2 separate regions of the Mus musculus genome follow, and region 1 is linked to region 2. A link is a contact called in ENCODE Hi-C or POLR2A ChIA-PET data. All regions are on one chromosome and are shown on one strand. Each heading gives the region's core, a stretch centred on a gene start or an enhancer-like site at or near the end of the contact. The rest is flanking DNA. Distances are from core to core; before and after follow the strand shown.

Evidence for each region. A loop is a pair of places that touch in the nucleus more often than their neighbours do. ChIA-PET counts read pairs that join two places held with the same protein, here RNA polymerase II (POLR2A).
Region 1: a loop to region 2 is called in a map of heart, with 4 times the contacts of the local background. The contact joins the promoter of Fam221a here to the promoter of Ccdc126 in region 2. A Hi-C loop is called at or near these places in 14 of 37 maps with a recorded cell type or tissue (T-helper 1 cell, adrenal gland, gastrocnemius and 4 more). POLR2A ChIA-PET finds 5 or more read pairs at or near these places in 4 of 5 experiments (Patski and embryonic stem cell).

The regions. Positions count from the first base shown.
Region 1 is chr6:49,366,414-49,369,876 of GRCm38, forward strand. It overlaps Fam221a (family with sequence similarity 221, member A), which reads left to right and starts at 1,326. Exons shown (of 7, transcript NM_172727.3): 1 at 1,326-1,560. The coding sequence starts at 1,496.
Region 2 is chr6:49,317,496-49,320,608 of GRCm38, forward strand. It overlaps Ccdc126 (coiled-coil domain containing 126), which reads left to right and starts at 1,779. Exons shown (of 3, transcript NM_175098.6): 1 at 1,779-1,985.

The sequences.
Region 1 (3,463 bases), core at 76-2,575, 48 kb after region 2:
TTCAGCTTGCCAGAACAACTTATAGCTAAATTACTAACGGATGATAATTCCATTTTTATATAAAATGCGTGGAGATTCTTTTTAAATGTTGAAACAGACTTATCTTGGAGTCAGGTGTATAGTTTGGCAGTACAGAGCTTACCTAGCAGCTCAAAGGCTTTGTGCTCCTACCCGGAAGGCAAGAACTTGGCTGAATTGTTTCTGCTTGTTCTTCCTTAACCTGTTATTTTCTTTGGAGAACATTTTTTTTTCCTTGTCACTTGCACTGGTACTCAGGATTGCTGGTTTTATATTTTATTATTTTCCAGTGGCATCGAGACTTGAACCCAGGGTCTCAGTATGCTAAACTCATGCTGTCCAACTAAGCTTCTATGCTCAGTTCTCAGCCTCAACCGTAATACTGAAAACATGGACGTTGACACCCCTCCCCCACACTTCAGAGATGTACTGATTCGAAGTGTGTGATTGTGAATGGGTGCGTGCAGCAGTGTAAACAAGCTCTGAGGCCAGTGGGCAAGAGGAAAGGGTTGGGTGTCTTCCTCTATCATGCTCCATTTAATCCTTTCATGTAGTCTCTCCCTGAACCCAGGGTTGGGATTTTCTTGTCTAGGCTGAAAGCCAGCAAACCTCATTGATTTTTCTGTCTCCACCTACCTTGAAACTGGGGTATTAAGAGTCTGAGATGCCTGGTTCTTTATGTGGGTGCTGGGATCTGAACTCTGGTACTTATGATCGCACAGCAAGCACTCTTAGCTACCGCTCCAAGTGGCCAATTCTCCAAGACTACGTACATTTCGAGAGATTGATTAAATGGGAAGAGGTATATAAACCCTGTTTTGAGAACCCATTGTATCCTGGCACTGCACTTATTCTTAAGGAGACTCTGGGAATGAAGCAGTGAAGAGCACGAAGTTTGAAGTGGGCAAACAGCATCTGTTTTGCAGCCTTGGGCTATGCAGGAGAAGCCAATTTGTAGGGCTCAGGTAGCGGTAGGGTGGCGAAGCTCAAGCTAAATTAAGCTCAAGGACCCTTAGAGGATCGCCAGGTAGACTGTGGGCCACGGAAGCAATCACGAGGGTTGGTGGAGACGTTTGGCCTGGAGCAGCAAGAGGGGCGGGGCAAAGCGGGGCTTGGCCAAGGGGCGTGGCACAAGGAAGAAGAGGGGCGCTAGGACAGGCCGGATGCTAGGGTAGAGCGGGAGCTGGGGAGAGGTAAGGATGAGGGCGGAGCTAAGTGGGGCGGAGCCCAGAGGAGGGGGAAGATTGATTGGGGAGGAGCTGCGGGGAGAGGACGGGAGCTGAGGGGGACAAGGGCGGGACTAAGCGGGTGAAACAGAGGGGCGGGGCCCAGGACGGGGCGGGGCTAAGGGGGCGGGACCGGGCAGTTTCTGGCGGCAAGGCTGTTTGTTACTCGCGCAGGTCTGGTGGATCCTGCCTGGCAGCTGCAGGGCGGACTCAAGAGCTCGAGGCAAGGGCTCCTTTCGCTTCCCGCGGCCATGGAGCGGCTGACGTTGCCTCCTGGTGGTGCGGAGGCAGTGGACGAGTACTTGGAGTACCGGAGGTGAGGCCTTAACTCTGCTCCGCGGGGCGGGCTCCTGTTCACGGACTCTTGTCCGTCCGAGCACGGTGGGACGAACCCGGACCCAGCGGACGAACGTACTAGCGCTCTGGGAGTCTGTTCGGGAGGCCTGGATTAATTTCACATTTCATCCTCTGTAATTAAATTTGCAGACACACAATTCTATTCTATAATGAATCTCTTCGGAGACCACTTGAGAGTCTCCTTTGCCAAAAGGGATGATTAACTACTTTTAAAATGGATCCCTTTTTGTTTCTCTTAGTGACAATTGATTTACATATTGGGTCTATAAAAGTTAGTAGATGTCAGTTTATACATCAATTCAGTGCTCTCCCAAACCAAGGGAGATGGTTTTTGGACTTAGCTTCCGAGACTCCTCTCTGGAAGCAGGGAACACAGCTGCTTGCTCCTTTGGCTCCACACACATCTGCCCCCAATTCCCATAGCCTAGGAGGGGTTTCTTCTTGACAGCTGGGAAACTGGGAGAATAGAGGTTACAGACGACTTGGAGAATGTGTGTGCACAAAGGAAAAGCCAGATGTATAGAGCTTCCCCCAAGTCATTCGTGGGGTGTCCAGGCAGTTGGGTTTCCCAGCATATTGCCCCAATAGTGTAGTTTTGGGTAATGCTTAGAACTTTCTGAAGATTCTGAACAGGAAATGTGAGATGGAACAGCTTGATCAGTCTGTCTTAGTTAGGTTTCTATTGCTCTATTGAAACACTGATCAAAAGCAACTTAGGAGGAAAGGGTTTATTTCAGTGTATAGCTTGTAGGCCATGATCCAGGGAGGCCAGGCCAGGGGCTAATGCAGTGCCCCTGGAGGGTGCTGCTCATTGCTTTGCTGTTCATGGCTTGCTCGGCCTGTTTGCTAATAGCATAGTAATAGTGAGCTGGGCCCTCCTACATCAATCAGAGGTCCTGCCACAGGCTTGCCCACAGGCCAGTCTAGTGTGTATGTGTGTCATTTTTTCTCAGTTGAAATTTTCTTATTTTTTTAAAAATTCTTTTTAAAAAGGAATTATTTATTTTTTGTATATGAGTACACTGTACCTGTCTTCAGACACACCAGCAGAGGGCATCAGATCCCATTACAGATGGTTGTGAGCCACCATGTGGTTGCTGGGAATTGAACTCAGGACCTCTAGAAGACCAGTCAGTGCTCTTAATGACTGAACCAACTCTCCAGCCCTCATTTGAGATTTTCTATTTCTGTATGACTCTAGCTTGGGTCAAGTTGACATAAAACTAGGCAGTAGCACCCAGTCTTCATGGTAGGTTCACCGCATGCTCACCCTCTTACAGAGCACGGCTGGCTTCTTTAGTTTTGCTTTCTGGCTTTTCACTTGTCTCTTGTCCAGAAAATGGTAGGGACAGGCTCATGGAAAATTATTTTTTGCAATCGTAAATATTATGGAACATTTCCCTTTAGGAGAGATTATTGCATCAATAAGATCTGAGAAACATGAAGACTCGGCCTTCCAGATATCAAAGGGTTATTTGGGGAAGGCATTCCAAAATGATCCCTATCAGAAACCAACTTTCCTATTGTCAGGGGCCAGGCCTGTAATCTCAGCCCTGAGGAGATGTCTAGGAGGGTAGTGAGTTCAAGATCAGTCCAAACCACCTGGTGAGAACCTGCTGAAAAACTAAAGGCGAGGCTGTAGCTCAGTGGTAGAGCATCGCCTGGCAAGTGCAAGGCCCTGGGTTCTGCAAAAAGAAAGGCCAAACAAAACACGTTGCCATTTTTCTTTAATTTTTGACTTGCCTTTGGTGGGAGGCATCTGGGAGAGAGTTTAGTCTTTTTCCTCACAGTGTCAAAAGATGGGGCACCTGGGGGCTTACTAGAAGATCAGGGTGTTAGACTTACCCAGGCTCAGTAACTCA
Region 2 (3,113 bases), core at 529-3,028:
TGATGTTTATGCAGGAATAGAAACCCCGACTAAGACAATAGTCAACAGATTAAAACCCTGGTTGATATCTACATTTTTTTCTTATGTAGCAAGTTTTCAGCATCTATGTGGTGGCTTGCTGTTACAGTACCTCCTAATTCAGACGAACTACATTGTAGATCCTCGAGGGTCATATATGTCTAGCAGCATTAGAGAGCACAGAACATTTGTGTCCAGATTATCCCATTTTGTGCATTGGTTACATGGGTTTTTTTTCTCCTTAGTTAGGGCCCTGGTTGGATCCCCCTTTCCTTCTCCTCCCCTCCTTCTACTGTGACGTGGAGGATCAAACTATCCTCATACAAGGTATTAATAAACCCCTACATGTGCTGGTGTTCTACAGATGGAACACTTTGTTTTGCCCTTGATTCTTTTTCTTGTGATTAAAATTCTTTGTACATTCTGAGTACAAGGCCTTTCTTGATTTATATATTTCAAGGGTCTCATTCCACTCTTAAGGCTTGTCTTTTGTTTGTTGCTGTTAAAACTGTCTTTCCCAGGCTGCATTTGATTTCCAGGTCCTCCTGTTTTGTTTGGTGTGTGTGTGTGTGTGTGTGTGTGTGTGTGTGTGTGTGTATGTATGTGTGAAAGAGCGACAGAGAGAGAGAGAGAGAGAAACACACAGAGAAAGACACAGAGACACAGAGAGAGAGACACACAGAGACACACACAGAGACACAGAGAGAGAGATGCACACAGAGAGGCACACAGAGAGAGGCACACACAGAGACATATACACACACAGATAGAGAGAGACAGAGGGAGAGAGAATTTTATGAGTATTGGTATTTTGCTTGCATATACCTTAGTGTACCAACTGTATTCCTGGTGAGGCCAGAGGAAGACTGTCAGATATCCAGAAATGGGGTGACAGATGGTTGTGAGCCACCATGTGGATTCTGGAAACTAAACCCGAGTGCTCTCTAAGCACAAGGGCTCAGCCATCTTTCCAGCCCAATTTGACTTTTTAACGTGTAATTTTGTGTGTGCTGAGCATTTAATCAGGGCCATATTCATGCTAGCCAAGTGTTCTACCACTAAGCTGCATACCAAGTCCCGAAGTACTTGATTTTTTAAAAATGTATTAACTTTGTTAAACTCTTATTAATTGTAATAATTTGTCTACAAGTTGTTTTGTATTTGTCATGTGTATACATATTTATACCATCCGTGACAAGAATATCTTTAAAACACTTTATTTGTATTCATGTAATTGTGTGTGAGTGTGCTGAGGTCTGCAGAGGCCAGAAGCAGATGGGATCCCTTGGAGCTGGAGTTCCAAGAGATTATGAACCTCTTGATGTGGGAGCTGGTAATTGAACTCTGGTCTTCTGGTCCCTCAGCAAACTGTCTGAACTTTTGAGCTAGGTCTCCAGTCCTCAGAAAAGGATAGTTTGTTTCTATTAGTCTTTAGTCCTTTTAGTTATTTTTTTATCCTATTTCCCTGAGTGAGGACCTTCAGGAGCACCATGGGGACATTGGACTCTCCAACACTAGGATGCCCTCTAGTGTCAGACAACAGCATTAGGGGTTTCTTTTCTAGTGGAAGGTAGATAGTAGGATGCTTCACCACTAGTGGCGAATAGGGTGCTGAGTTTTCTCTAGTAGCAATGCAGCTGCTGCGCCTCTTAGTTGCTAAGCAACCGCGTCGCCCTGAGCCCCTGGGCCAACAGCACGTGCTGTCTCTCCGCAAGGCGGGACTACATTCCCCACAATGCCGCGCGCAGTAGGCCCTGGCCGGAGAATGGGGGAAGGGTGGCCGGGAGGCGGAGCGGAAACCGGGAGTAGCGTCCCCGGGTGCCGAGCGCTCTCGGTCCTACCTCCGTCCTGGCCCGCAGGCTGTTGCGGCGCCGCTAACGCCCTCCCGTGGCGGGCTGTGGCTGTACTTCCAGTTTGTGAGCCCCGCGGCGGCGGCCCGCGTGATTGAAAGGAAACCAGCAGGCCAGGTCAGACGGAGGAGATTGGGGAGGCGGGAGGCGGTGTCCCTGCGGCCCCGGCTTTGCTACTTTGACAGCCTCGACCGCCGGGCCGGGCTCCGCGGTGCTCTGCGGGGATGGGCAGTCTCTGCGGCCGCGCTCATTTGTGCTCCACTCTTGACAGCTCAATTCTCTCGTTAGGAGAAGGACGTGAAATGCCCATTAAACCTGCCAAACTCTTCTCCTGGGAGGCTGGGGAGGAACTTTATCTGCTGTAGGTACAGGCGGTGGCAATTGAATGGCCAGGCAGCCAGGATTCGAACCCCTGGCGTCCCTCTGCCTGCTGCTTCATTCAGGCTAAGCAATGGCTCCAAGCCGATGTGTTTCATCCAGCAGATGGAGATCTCATACAGTTTTAAGTTGTTAGATTTATGGATAATAAGCTATTACACCTTGAGTTTTTCATTTGATGAAAAGATGTTTTGAATGTGATTCGAAGTGTGTGGACTTTTGGTTAATCACTAGGTTGTGTGTTCAGTTTATATTTTTACTTCTTACATGCAGAGAATTCCTTAAGATATGCTGGCTTCTTAATTTCCGCCCCTTTAAGATGGCTGAGAATGTTCTAAGGAAATTGATGACTCTGCTTTCCTGGGGATCAGCTCTGTATATAACTGTACAAGGACTCACCTCCCCCACCTCCCTAGCCTGGTCCCATAGGAAACCCTTAAAAGGAGATTAAAGGCTTTGTCCGTCAGATCCTTTGCAGCTTTGCCCTATGTCAACTTTCTGTACTGTTTCTAATGGTTCAGTCGTTTCTCTCCTCCCCACTCCCCTTCTCTCATTTTCTAGACAGGATTTCTCTGTGTAGCCCTGGCTGTCCTGGAACTCACTCAGTAGACCAGAAAACTATAAATCCCCTTACGCATTTATTCGTGACCAGGCTGGCCTCAAACTCAAGAGATCCTCCTGCCTCCGCCTCCCTAGTGCTGGGATTAAAGGTGTGCGCCACCATCACCTGACACCCACTTAGGATTTCTGTTCCCAGGTTATAGTTTTTGTCTGGAGACACATTGAGTGAATGCAGTAAATCTGATCAGGAACGACTTCAACGTGTTCAGGTTCTGTCAGTTGTTTTTACCCTTGCTTTCTCAATGT